Regions from separate parts of the Mus musculus genome. Here region 2 is linked to region 1. A link is a contact called in ENCODE Hi-C data. All regions are on one chromosome and are shown on one strand. Each heading gives the region's core, a stretch centred on a gene start or an enhancer-like site at or near the end of the contact. The rest is flanking DNA. Distances are from core to core; before and after follow the strand shown. Region 1 holds the start of Dffb (DNA fragmentation factor, beta subunit). Region 2 holds the start of Trp73 (transformation related protein 73).

Region 1 (6,836 bases), core at 2,600-5,099:
AACCCAGGGTTAGAAGTAGTGTTAGTTCATGTCATACAAGGTAAGCCACAAAGTCCTCAGAATCGCCCAGCCCTCGGAAAGGGCTGGTGTGTCTACAGAACCTTTGAAATGGATGTTCTCATTCAACTAAATGCACCACTGAAGCTACTGTGATTTCCCTGAAAGTCTGACCTGTGCTGCGAGCTGAATCACATCCTTACTGACGACCCTGCCTTTGCTGCACGTGATTATGCCCTAATGGGAGTCCCTGCATACACTATCGGGGGATACAATGTGGCTGCTGTACTTTTAAGAAAGGAGAAGGATCTGGGGATGGGTATCACTGAGGAATAGTGCTTGCCTATTGTACAGAAGACACATGTACGCACACATACACTCCAGAAACACTCATGTGCACATACACGCACACACTTGCACACACACCAAACAACCCCCCAATAACACCTAGTGATGCACAGGGAGGAGCCTTAGCGGTCGTGCCGACCTGCAGCCCTAGGGAAGACAGTGTATGTATACAGACGCACCAGGGCAGAAGGGAGCACAGCTGGGCCGAGAGCCTGACTCTGGACATTTCCAAATTTAATTCAAGAACTAGCTGGACCAGGATCATTTGCAGGCTCCCAGATCCCTACAGTATGTGGAAAACCACCCAGAGAAGCCCAATAGAGCATCTTGCTGGGTCACCTCCCCTCCCCTTCCAGAATGGCACAAGTAGTTGTCATTTCCCCCCTGGATCTGGAAAATCAAGCTGGGCAAGGATGGGCTCTGGCCCTTAGTGGGGGCATGGGGCAGGCAGCAGGGACAGCCTCTCCTCCCCCCCCCCCCCAGTCCTAGTGAGGGAAGGCAAACACTGCTTATTCTAACGCAGAGACTGCTGCAAGCTAAGTTGCCAAGCTGAGGAGAGATATGGCCAAGCTTGAGGGAGCTTGAGGAAGAACAACCGGCTGAAAAATTCTTTCACTGTGACTTTTCAGGGAATGGCCCTGTATCCTACCTCTCACCCTTGTCATCTGGAGGATGTGATGCTGTGATCCTAGCTCACCCCTCTCATCTGGAGGTTGTGGTGCTGTGATGTCTGCTTTACTGCCCCCTGCTCTCCATGTTGAAAAACAATAGAGTGAGCTTGGCTATGGCAACTCTGTACTTCCCTCCAACCCTGGCTGGGGCCTGCTGGGGCAAGCTTTCCTAGGCTTGGACAGTCCATGAATCCCATACCCCTACACAGTGAGGTTTATGAATGGGAACATACGTATGTGTTGCCCAGAAGAAACTCAACCTCAGGACTATCTAGAGACCACAGCAAAGGAGATTTCTCCCCACAGAGGCTCCTAGCACTGGAATCCAGAGCTGCCGAGGCCAACAGCAGTGGAGGGCCTGCCCAAGTGGAGCTAACTTTGGGCGGCAGCACTGACAGAGAGCAGCAACACACAGGTCCTCAGATGTGATCATACTGAGAGCCCAAAGTGCTTATGGCCCCTTGGTTACTTCTTAGTTACCAAGCCAATCAAACACTTGCTAAGCAAGATGCTGAAGTAAACCATCAGAAGAAAAACCACTGCTCCTAACACGGAACAAAGAAGTCCATTGGAAGTTTCTTGGAATAAGATACAACATTGAAATACTCTATAGACTCTGACATCCAAACTATCCCACAGGAAATCCGGCTCATGTGAACACACTTGATGTGTAATCTAGATCTTTCTCTTCCACTGGATTTGAAAAGGACCATCCCAAGAATCAATGCCTGTCTGGCATTTGCTGGTGTTTTGGGGTATGTATGTATTAAATTATTAAGAGTTAGAATGGCAAGTCACTGTTAAAGATGCTACATGAGTTCCCTGTGGCTGTAACGGCAGCAGAGTAGAGGAGACTGACCCAGAAAATAGCGGAGAGCAGTGATAAGCATAGCTGGGTGACTTGGCATGCTTCTCCTTTAATCTGTGAGGCTACACTCCTAGTTCACACAGGTTCTGAACCCCGAGCTGATCTCCCTCAACCACCATCCTCCCCTTTAGCACAAGAGGGCAGCACGGTATGAAGGATTACTGGATTCCACCCTTCTTCCTTATCTCTATTCCAGATGGGTACAACTGCCCGTTCAACCTATGCTCCTGTCAAGACAAACATTCTTTAAATCCAACTTTGATCACCCCTCTCCAGGTCTTAATTTTAAAACCCTAGGCAGCCCCATTGTAGGAGTAGAAGTGCTAATTATGACCGGACACCTTGTTTCCCCAGTCTCCATTCTTGTCTTGGATTTTTTTTTTGTTTGTTTTTATTTTTGGGACAGAGTCTCTTATTTAGGCCTGACTGGCCTAGAACTTGTTATGTAGTCTAGACTGGCCTCAAACTCACAGAGATTCTCCTGCCTCTGCATCCCAAGTACTAGGATTAAAGGTATGTGACACTATGCCCGGTTATGACTTGAATTCTAGAGAATAGTCAAATCTAACGAACTTCTCCAGTGCCTTGACCAGACCCTGTGTCTTCAAGAGCCCGTGTCAGGTGTGGTAGTGCATGCCTTTGATCCCAGAACTTGGAGGATCTCGGAGTTTGAGGTCAGTATGGTCTATATGTAGTAGTTCTAGGGCTACACAGTGAGACAGTCTCAAAAAAAAAAAAAAAAAAACAAAAACCAAAAAACAAGCAAGCAAACAAACAAACAAACAAAAATCAGGTCTGTCTACCTCGTCTCTGTGGTGCATAGAACAGAATGTTAACAGCAGATACAAGTGTATGCCCAATAAAACTAAAACAAAGTACGGGTACTGAAGATCCCTGCAGGAGGGCTGTGGGGGCAGCGTGGCCAAAACACTGGGGCCTCAATAAGGACATCTACAAAATGTACATTTTCAGCCGATGCACTCACTGGAGCCCTTCCACCTCCTGTTCCTTCCCGCCTCACAAAGCCCACCACAGATCTGGATCTGTGCAATGCTGTGTTACTAGCTGGTTACCACAGGCGGCTGGTGTTCCAGCTGCCACTAGGGCAGCCACAGCCAGCAGTGTCAATTGACATTTACCCTAGCATTGCTTATAAACTAAGCCCCAACTCTTCTATTTTTGGTTATGAACTTACCCTGTCATCTTTCCAACCAGAAACCCGAACTCAATGTAGCAACTTCCAAACATTTTGTTACAAGGATATGAAAAGTGTTTCCAGTTTTCTTTTCAAGAAAACGTAAATGTTACAATATTAAGTAATGATCTGGGGCCAAGTAATTTTAAGGACTGAGAGTGCTTTAGAGAATCTTAACGCTTAAAAAGCACAACAAACCAAACCCAGCGAACAAACAAAACCCCCAAACGACACGGATCGAAGTGTAGCCTACCCGGAGCCAGAGCTACAGTCTTTAGTCTCGTGGCAACTGCTCCTGTTCAGTAACGCATGCAGACGAGGACAAGGCGGGGCTCGAATCCGATTCCGGACACGAAGGCTGAGATGCGCTGCAGGGAGGCCTGGAACAGGCACTGGCCGCGCAGTCCCTCCAAGGCCAGGTGTCAGGGAGCCTCCGCCCCGGGTGCCTGCCGAAGACCGAGGCCACGCAGGGTCACAGAGCGCCGCGGAAACGACCAGGCGGGGCCGCTGCGATGTCGGCCTCCGCTATCTTCGGAGGGGTCTCGGTCCAGCCGCCCCCACCCCGGGCCTCTGAGGAGGGCAGCAGAGGAGCAGCCCGGGCTGCCTCTGCCCAGGGCCCGGGCCGCAGCTGCGCTCCCATAGCAACCAGGCCGGCCCGCGCGGTACGCCTGCGCGTCCGCCCGCCGGCGCCTGCGTGCGCATCCAGGCCTCGAGGATTCTGGCTGGGGACAGGTCCTGCAGTCGGACGTTTCCGGTTGCACCTACCTACGTAGAGAAAAGAGTTCCGGGCCGCGTCTACGCACCACAGTTCCGGGCAGGAACGTTACAAGTCCAGTGTCGCTACGGTACCGCAGCCCTGCAATGTGCGCGGTGCTCCGCCAACCCAAATGCGTCAAGTTGCGAGCCCTACATAGCGCCTGCAAGTTCGGCGTGGCGGCCCGGAGCTGCCAGGAGCTGCTGCGTAAGGGCTGCGTCCGCTTCCAGGTGGGTCTTGCATTCCGGGCAAGCACTGCGCGGCGGGCACCTTGGCTTCCACCCCTACGATTTCCATCCTCTTGGGTGGGCTTGGACAGGCGCTAGGCTTCTACAGTACGCAGAGCTGGCTGTCTGGAAGCCAAGACTGTTGTGGGACAAGCTGATCTTCTTGTCCTCCAGCTCCCGATGCCCGGTTCCCGGCTGTGCCTGTACGAAGATGGCACGGAGGTGACGGACGACTGCTTCCCGGGCCTTCCCAACGACGCTGAGCTCCTATTGCTCACCGCTGGCGAGACCTGGCATGGCTGTGAGTAGGAACACTTTGGAGATGGGAGGGACCTACACGGTTTAAAGCCTCGTCGAGGGGCCCGGGCAGGAACCCAGAAGATCTGGTTAAAGGCTCTGAATGCCAAAAGCTTTTGCTGAAGAACTTTGATTTTAATTTTGAAACTGCCAAGGGCAAGGGAAGGATTGAGACTGGGGTCGGTGCTGCTGTGCTGTGCTGTGCTGTGCTGTGGTGTGCTGTGCTGTGCTGTGGTGTGCTGTGCTGTGCTGTGCTGTGCTGTGCTGTGCTGTGCTGTGGTGTGCTGTGCTGTGCTGTGGTGTGCTGTGCTGTGCTGTGCTGTGGTGTGCTGTGCTGTGCTGTGCTGTGCTGGGTTGGGCTGGGCTGGGCTGGGCAGGGCAGGGCAGGGCAGGGCAGGGCAGGGCAGGGCAGGGCAGGGCAGGGCAGGGCAGGTCTTGGTTCCATTCACTGTTGCTCCGGGCTGTACTTCGACCAGTGTGCTGAAATGCTCTCAGGTATCATGGTTTTCATTCAGGCTATTCTAGGTAGGTGTGATGACAGATCATTGTAGTCTTAATCCGAATTTCCCTGGTGGCTAATGGGATTGGGTATTATCTTCCTATTTACCACTTGAAGGCACTCTTCAGAGAAGCGATTCTTCGCGTTTTTTGTGTTTCTTAGTCGGATTTATAAAGCTGTTTAAATATTTAGCCCCCCCCCCCTCCAGAATATCTTGGTTATGACTTCGATGTAAGATAGTGTGGTTTTCAAATATCTCCCGCTGTGTAGCTTTTCACTGTCTTTATTGAAACTGAGCTCCAACCACATAGCTAACCGGCCTTGCTCTTTCCATGCTCTGTACTAGAGCAAAAGGTTCAGATTTGCAAGGGAAATGGGGAGGACAAGGCTACATGTGGCCGAGGCTGGTCTAAAACTTGTGATTCTCCTGCCTCTACTTCCCAACTGCTCACATTCCAAGCTCGTGCCCCCAAAACCAGCTTCCAGAGTTCTGACCTTGATAGATCCAGATGATCACTTCATGGTGCATTTGCTCCAGGAACCTCTTGTCAAGTTCTGGCTGTCTGAGGTTTCTTCCTGCAATTTCTGCATCCTTTGGTATCACAAGAACTTACTTCTTCAGCTTGTTAATAACACAGTGGATCTCACTGAGTTCTGAGTACAAACCAGACTTGCAACCTCATTTGGCTGTGGCCTGTGCTTTTTAAGTGTTACTGAATTCTGTTTGCTCCTGTTTGGTTAAGACCCTCTGTAGAATGCACTTGGTGTTTAGTTTGATGGGAAAGCTCACCATAGGCACTTGTGCAAAGACTCCAAGGAGAGGGCTTGGGAGGTCTGAAAATGGGGTCCTAAGGAGATGGCCAAAGGAGGTGACTTGGTATGGAGGAGAGAAGGACAAAAGACCAAGTGTGCTGCTTTTCTAGGATACTACAACCCTCGCCTGACAGAAGGTGGCCAGAGGAATTGTAGTATCACTGCAGTGGGGGGTGTCAGGTCAGGGAAAGGGTTGGTGACCCCAGAGTCCTGATGTCTGGCAGTCTTTGGGTTGAATTCTTGGAGCCAGAACAGCATGAATGTGTTTCTGTTTGTCTCCTGGTGGTGACAGATGTGAGTGACATCACACGTTTCCTCAGTGTGTTTAATGAGCCACATGCCGGCGTCATCCAGGCTGCACGGCAACTGCTGTCAGATGAGCAGGCCCCACTGAGGCAAAAGCTGCTGGCCGATCTTCTGCATCACGTGAGCCAGAATATTACTGCAGAGACCCGGGAGCAGGACCCATCCTGGTTTGAAGGTATGTGGCCTGGGATGACCATGGTGGCCAGGGTGTCTGGAGCAAACAGAGAAGAGCCTCTTTGGAGCAGAGAGGCTCAGGGAGATCTCTGTCTATTTCAGATCCCAATACTTCTCAACCAAGGGTGGACTGGCCTCTGGAGTGAGGGATAACAAAAGGTGTCCATGGGAAGGTATCCAGCCAGGACTCCTGGCTTGAGGCAGTGTCCTGGGCAGCCTGGAAATGCATGGAACTTAGAATTTACCACCTTACCATTTGAGAGAGAGGAGAGAGAGTTGGGGAAAAGGACAGAGAGAGAGAGGAGGAGGGAGAGGAGGGAGAGAGGAGAGAGAGAAGGAGAGGGAAAGAGGAGAGAGAGAAAGGGAGGGAGGGAGAGAGGGAGGGAGGGAGAGAGAGAGAGAGAGATTAACTGAGTAGCATTCTCAGGAATACCATTCATGTCCTTTAGACAGAATCTTGGGGCTGGAGAGATGGCTCAGTGGTTAAGAGGTCCTGAGTTCAAATCCCAGCAACCACATGGTGGCTCACAACCATCCGTAACGAAATCGGATGCCCTGTTCTGGTGTGTCAGAAGACAGCTACAGTGTATTTACATATAATAAATAAATAAATCTTAAAAAAAAAAAAAGAATCTCATTGGCTAGAGCCTATTGAATAGGCTAGACTGACTGGCCAGCAAACTTCTG
Region 2 (6,836 bases), core at 2,113-4,612, 160 kb before region 1:
CAGTTTTTTAAAATAAGACTTGAGTTTTCCCTGATGGCTTCCTAACGTCAGCCTTCTACAAATGCACAATGGTCATGTTGGCGTACCTTGAAACACCCATCTGAACACTATTCTGCCACCCAAAGAATAGACAGCTAACATCCAACCCTGGCAATGAAAGCTAGTTATTTAAACCATTTGCTTATGACGAGTTTCACAAAGGAGGGCCCCGTTTAACCAGCTCGCTCACAGAAAACATACAAAATAGCAATGAGCTGCCATCCCCTGTGCCCTCAAATGTGTGAAAGCAGAGTCATCTTATCCAACTTTGATGAAGGGAAACTGGAGCCGGGAGCCTGGCACCCACCCAGCCCTGGCCACCTGCTCCAAGACCTCCTTCCTAACCCTGACCACCTGCCAGAATAGCAACCCCAACTCCATCCCCACTCTGCTCCACGTCCTCTTTCTCCACCCTGGTCACCTGCCAGGATCCCCCAGCCTGGCTGGCCTGGATCCCTCTTCGGCTTCAGGTTCGTTCTCTCTAATCATCTGGTTCTCCCTCATCTGGGCTGAAACCCCTCTGCCTGCCTCCCTCTCCCACCTCCCACCCCGCCCCCTAAGTCCAGCCTGAGTCCCCGCGGCCGCCCGGCTCGGGCCCCCTTCCCGCCCCCCTTCGGCCCGCCCCGGCCCCGTGCACAAGTCGCGCGCCCACACTTAGGTTCCGCCCAGCGCGCCGCAGCTCACCAGGTACTTGCCGTCCGGGGAGAACCTGCAGAGCAGGCCCGAGAGCTTGAATGACTCCGAGAAGTTCATGGCCACGGCCAGCCCGGGCCAGCCCGGCTCCGAAGTACCTCCCGCAACCGCCCCAGGCAGCGGCCGGAAGTACAGGGGCGGAAGCGAGCAGCAGCCAATGGGAGCCTCAAGCGGCCGCGCGGCATTGTGGGGCGGGAAGTCCGAGTTTGAGTCTTAAAGGGGCTGAGCGCCTTTGCGCTATAGCGGATCTCCCTGCAAATCCCGAAACGGAAGGCTGAATTCTGACTTCAGATAAATCACAAAATAAATATGTTCCCAAAAGTTACCCGGGGCATACTTAGACTAAAAGACTCCCTTATCTGAAATTCAGGTTGTAACTAGACCTCTGTACTTGTGAACATACATTTATTTACATGTAAATGCGTATTTATGTGTAAGTATATAGTCGTATTTCGATACACCTCTTTAGTAGATAACAAATTTTTTGTTACAGGAGCTGAGAGTGCGGTTCTATTGGCAAAATGATTGCTTAGCATATATGAAACCCAGGTTTTGGTCCGCAGCATCGCATAAACCCCGCACGATGGTTTGCATTAAAAAAAAAAAAAAAATCCTACACCTGAAACCAGAGACGCAGATGTTCAGGGCATCCTTCGCTACCTATAGAGTTGGAGGCTATGCAGGGCTGCGTGAGACCCTTTCTCAAACAGAACAAAGCAAAGTATTTTCCACGTATAAGTATAAATATAGGTTTGCTTTGAGGTTTTCCTGAGAGCGACCACCTGCAGCGTGACCTCGTGACGTTCAAGTGCTTCTCAGGTCTGTGGCGGAACGAATTCGAAGGCATGTGGATCTCGTGGGTCGCCTCACCTTTTTGGAGGTTCTAGTTAGAGTGTGGACTTGATTCAGAGGTGTGGCTCGGTACCCGGGACGGCAGCCTCGGTGGGCACGTAGAATACAGCACCAACTGGACTTCAGACCAGGATCGCTCCCCAAAGCGCTCTGCTCCCTCCCTCGCGCAGCACCCCGCGTCCTGTGCCCCACAAGGCTCCCCATTCCGGTGTCATTCGGGAGGTTGGATGTTCCTGTCTGCACCCAAAGCTTCAGAGGATCACTTAAGGCTCAGCCACTGCCTTTGGAGCTAAGTTCCGAATTCTGAAAGACCGGAATCTAGTATTGCTCGGTCCAGCTCATAGCTCCCAGTCTCTTCCGCACCGCTGCATCTAATTTCCACGAATGAATGAATGAATGAATGAATGAATGAATGAATGGCGGTGCTTGCACCATTCGGAGAGGATCTGCAGAGTGCGCGGCCAGCGTCCTGGCATTTTCTGTTCCCAACCAGTCCCAAACTCTTGCTTGGTATTCATCTTTGTCTCTAATCTGCAGCTCGCAAATAATTACTCCTCGTAGCTATTGGCCTAACACCAGGTCAGGCTTTCGAGTTCGAGAGAGATTCGGTCTGCTCCAACCCACCTCCCTTGCAACGCCACTAGCTGCACTAAAGCGACTTCCAGGGCATGTGGGAACACCTTGGGCAAGGACCACTCTGCAGTGCCACTAAGGGGTCCCACAAGGACCCAACTCCTTCTGTGCGCCAGACTACGGGTCTGCGTGGTAGATGAGGGCACCGGAGACCGCTCACTTGCCCAGAGGGGAGATGGCGGGTGGTGAAGAAGACTTCTTGAGCCAGAGAAGAGTCCCCTGACTAACTCCGAGCCGCTCTATGTGCACAGTTTGTGGGCATCCGTTGGGCATCGCCTAGCACACCAATCCAAGGAAAGACTCTGATACCCTGGGCTAGGAAACCCGGACTGCAGGCCGTGGCCCCCGGGGTGTGTAGGTATCAGGAGGCGCAACTTCTGGCTGGACTTTGAAGAGTCCAACCCAGAGGGTCTGCGCTCGACCCTCTTTCCAGGCGGGCTGTGGTCTCTGCCAGGCAAATCGAGGGGGGCTTCGAGCCGTTCTCAGAGACGGAACCCCGCTGGTGCTGGCCGAACGACAACGGTTCTCCTCCGGGGCTTTCAATGTTCAGTTTCAGTCGGTCCTCTCGGTTTTCTCAGGCCGGGGCGAGCCCTGGAAGAGGCGCAGCCACCCCGCTGAGGGCACTCCTGAGCCCCTGGGTTGCAGGCTTAGGACAGTAAGGGCAGCGAGGGGGATCGGGGTAGATGGGCATCTGGGGAGAAGGCGGAGGAGAGAGTCAGAGGGAGTACAGGGCGTCGGGCGCCCTGTGTCCACCCCCTCGGCGCCTGCGCACCCTTCCTGGCGCCCTGAGCCCCGCCAAAGGTCGCGGTCCGGTCCCGCTTCGACCAAGACTCCGGCTACCAGCTTGCGGGCCCCGCGGAGGAGGAGACCCCGCTGGGGCTAGCTGGGCGACGCGCGCCAAGCGGCGGCGGGAAGGAGGCGGGAGGAGCGGGGCCCAGACCCCGACTCGGGCAGAGCCAGCTGGGGAGGCGGGGCGCGCGTGGGAGCCAGGGGCCCGGGTGGCCGGCCCTCCTCCCGCCACGGCTGAGTGCCCGCGCTGCCTTCCCGCCGGTCCGCCAAGAAAGGCGCTAAGCCTGCGGCAGTCCCCTCGCCGCCGCCTCCCTGCTCCGCACCCTTATAACCCGCCGTCCCGCATCCAGGCGAGGAGGCAACGCTGCAGCCCAGCCCTCGCCGACGCCGACGCCCGGCCCGGAGCAGGTAGGCAGCTCTGGGACCCGAGCTAGGGCCAGGTATTTCGCACGAGGCTCCGAGGCTGGAGTTCGGGTGTGCGGCTGCCCGGGTGCTAGCCGAGTGAACGGCCCCAGGGACTCCGCGTCAGTGGCAGGAGGGGCCGGCCGGAGTGAGGCTAGGAGTAGAAGCAGTTGGCACCTCGGCAACCCATGGACCTGCCTCCTGCCCACACTGTCCACTACAGGTGGCAAGGAGTCGCCATACCCGGAGATTCTGGGGCTCGGGTCTGGTAATAGGGGAAGTTGGGAGGTGCGTGGGTATCCTACCTCACAAGGAATGCAAATCCCCACCTCTGTAAGGCAGAAGGCCTTTCAGGTCCCGCTATGGAAGCAGACTAAGAGAGAGGAAAGCCAACTAGAGCCCAACCTCTATGCTGGTCCCAAGGTGTGGGGTCCTGGTGGGTTACTGCTGTTCTGTGATGAGTTTACTGTGGTGCCTCACCAGCCTCCCTAGTCTTCCAGGTAGAGAACCCGGGCAGCCCACACTCTCTCCTGCTCCACTGGGCAGCTGTCACCTTCTCACTCTTGAGAGATGAGAACATCTGTAGGCACCTATCCACATACACACCCGTATGTGTGCGTGGGCGGGGGCGGGGGGGTGGTGGTGTCAGGAAAAAAGCTCTGACTTCTGAGCCCCAAGACACTTGGTTCCCTGTATGTGCTGAGGTCTGTTAATTAATTAAGTGGGCACTTGGGACCTGGGTCGTAACAATATTTGGGGGAAGGTTGTTGTTGTTTTTCTTCATTTAAAAGTTAAATTGTGTCTGTGTGAGTCGTGCACGGGTCAGAGGACATCTTTAGGAGTCGATTCCCATTTTCCATTTTATCAGTCTCAAAGATTTACTCAAGTGGCCAGGATAGGCAGCAAGCACCTCTACCTGCTGAGCTCCACTGCCTCGGATTGGTTTTCGTGGTCGTTGTTTGTGTTGCTGTTTAGCTCTAGAAAAAAAACTCAACAGAGACAAAATGTATCCTGAATCCTTGGTGTGTTGCAAACGCTGTCCCGGCCCCCCACCCGCCCCCATCCTTTGATTTATTCAATAAAAATGTAAAACATTACTTTGTGAACAAAAGATAAGTATTTAACATTTTCTCATCCATGACTGTATAGATTGTGTATGCAGTTTTGAAAATCAGGTAATCGGTTTCAAAGGTGTTGCATACCCACTAACTAGTCTTGAGCTACTGGCGGGCCTATGGGAGCCTGCCTATCAAGCACAGGTAACTAACGACAGGATGCTGAGCAATGTTGTCCTTCTAGCGATGGCTCTGTGGAACAGGCAGGGCTTGCCCATTCTGATGGCCACCCTGTGTGACAACATTCTGGATTAGAAGTCAGATGCTGAGTTCAAATACTCTCTGTGCCCTGGGACCTTGAGCAAGTTACTTAAATCCTCAGAACCTCAGTTTACCCATCTTCGAAATGGAGTCATAGCACTGCTTTTCTCAAAGAGCTTATAGAAACCTGGTCAGTATGCCTTTGTAAACAGAATGGAAACTGCCTGACCCTGGCTGAAGAAGGATATGAGTGAGATGCTTGTGTTCATAGAGGTAGAGTTATTTGTATAAGAAAGAAACTGGCTCGGGACCTGTGAGATGGCTCCTTGTAGAAGGGTGCTTGCTGCCAAGGGTGATCATCTGAGTTCCATCCATGGAATCCACAAGCTGGATTGTGGATCCACATTGTCTTCTGGCCATCACATGTGCACTGTGGCCCACGGGTGCACACATACATACAAATAGAAAAGTAACCAGGATGCTATATCCAAAGTCCTTGGACAAGTGCTGATACCAAGTGATCTTTTGAGTCCTAGATTTTGGCTCTGGGACTGGGTGGACCAAGAAAGAACTCAGAGAAGAAGGCCAGTTCCTAGGTTTTGGAGAGATCATGGCAGTAAGGCAGGAATTTGCCTGCGACCTGGGTGGAGGCTAGCAGCATCTGTCAGGAGTATGTCCTGTGATGAAGATGCTCCTGTTTCATGTTTATTTATAGAGTATGCCCAACCCAGGTCCTGGAATGGGCTTCTAGTGCTGACACATGCGAAGGAGAATAGCTAAAGTGGAGATGAAGAAGGGAGACAGGGATGAGGGCTAAAGGGAGCTTCATCACCCTGCTGATATCCAGGGATGCACCAACCCAAGGCTCCTAGCACTCCAAAGTTCTTGTCATTTTTGTCATTGCATTTTTAAAAAGTCCCATGTACATCTCAGTGAGAAACTATTTCTGTCACCAAATTCAAGGGTGATTTACCTCCCAGAAGCAAGCACACACACACACACAAAAAAAATTGCACTTGGTGAATGGTGTTGGGGCAGGGGGCGGAGAGAAATCCTCAAAACACTCTTCTGTGTTCCTTCTAAGAAGGAACTTTGAGGCAGCCTTTAGTTTTCGCAGAGGATACTTTTAAATGTTGCTGACAACAACTCTACTTATGAGTAACAGTGTGGCAGAGACTCCTGGAACCCAGATCATTCAATCTTGTTTCGGTTTGAATGTGCAGCAAAGAGTGTAACGGATACATTTAGTACAGCTACAGCCACCTTACAAACAGGCAAGGTCCTCTCTATGGGACCCAGCCTGCAGAACAACCCGTGGTCCATCTGCCTTTGTAGACTCTGACTCTCTCTGTCTCTCTCTCTGTCTCTCTCTCTGTCTCTCTCTCTCTGTCTCTCTCTCTCTGTCTCTCTCTCTGTCTCTCTCTCTGTCTCTGTCTCTCTCTCTCTCTCTCTCTCTCTCTCTCTCTCTCTCTCTCTCCACTTTATCTTTAAACCAGTTTGTTTTCCCTGAACTTGTTGCTCCACAGGGGAGGATCAAAGAGAAGGGATTGCTTGGCAAAACTATTGCTTATGAAGTATCTGCAGGAATTAGCACCCAGTGCACATACTGGCTGTGTGCTGGTATTAGGCTTAATAATTTAGGATTTTACCTTTGCTTGTAATTCTCCAACATCCCCTTGATGTAGGTTCTGTAATTATGCCCATTTTCAGATGAGGTCATGGAGGCTTTAGCATGTGATTCAAGGGGCCTGGAGTTGTGCCATCACAGTGTGGGATTTGAGATCTCAGATCTGACAAACAGTCCAGGGTATGGGCTTCTGGGTCGTTCTCGCCAGTGTAGCTAGTGCTGGATGTATAAATATAACCTATTAAACAGAGCCACAGGACCCTAGAACCCTTGCACAGGGCATTCTGTTGAGAGGACTGTTTGAGGCTAGGTGACTAGAATTAGGCGTGATGTGAACTCATGTAGGGAGAAAAGACGCATCGTAATTTCATCAGTACCGAAGTGAAATTTCTCATCTTCAGTCATGAGTGTATAAACAAACAAGTTTACAGTCCGTGGTACTTTATACAGTCCATGGTACTTTATACAGTCCGTGGTGCTCTTCT

The links. Hi-C counts contacts between places; a loop is a spot of excess contacts on that map.
Region 2: a loop to region 1 is called in a map of regulatory T cell, with 4 times the contacts of the local background. The contact joins the promoter of Trp73 here to the promoter of Dffb in region 1. A Hi-C loop is called at or near these places in 3 of 37 maps with a recorded cell type or tissue (T-helper 17 cell, adrenal gland and regulatory T cell).

What each region holds. Positions count from the first base shown.
Region 1 is chr4:153,972,094-153,978,929 of GRCm38, reverse strand. Dffb (DNA fragmentation factor, beta subunit) reads left to right here and starts at 3,849. Exons shown (of 7, transcript NM_007859.4): 1 at 3,849-4,063; 2 at 4,235-4,361; 3 at 5,962-6,150. The coding sequence starts at 3,941. Cep104 (centrosomal protein 104) reads right to left here and starts at 3,369. Exons shown (of 22, transcript NM_177673.2): 1 at 3,333-3,369.
Region 2 is chr4:154,136,401-154,143,236 of GRCm38, reverse strand. It overlaps Trp73 (transformation related protein 73), which reads left to right and starts at 3,362. Exons shown (of 14, transcript NM_011642.4): 1 at 3,362-3,414. It overlaps Wrap73 (WD repeat containing, antisense to Trp73), which reads right to left and starts at 865. Exons shown (of 12, transcript NM_021499.2): 1 at 724-865. The coding sequence starts at 792.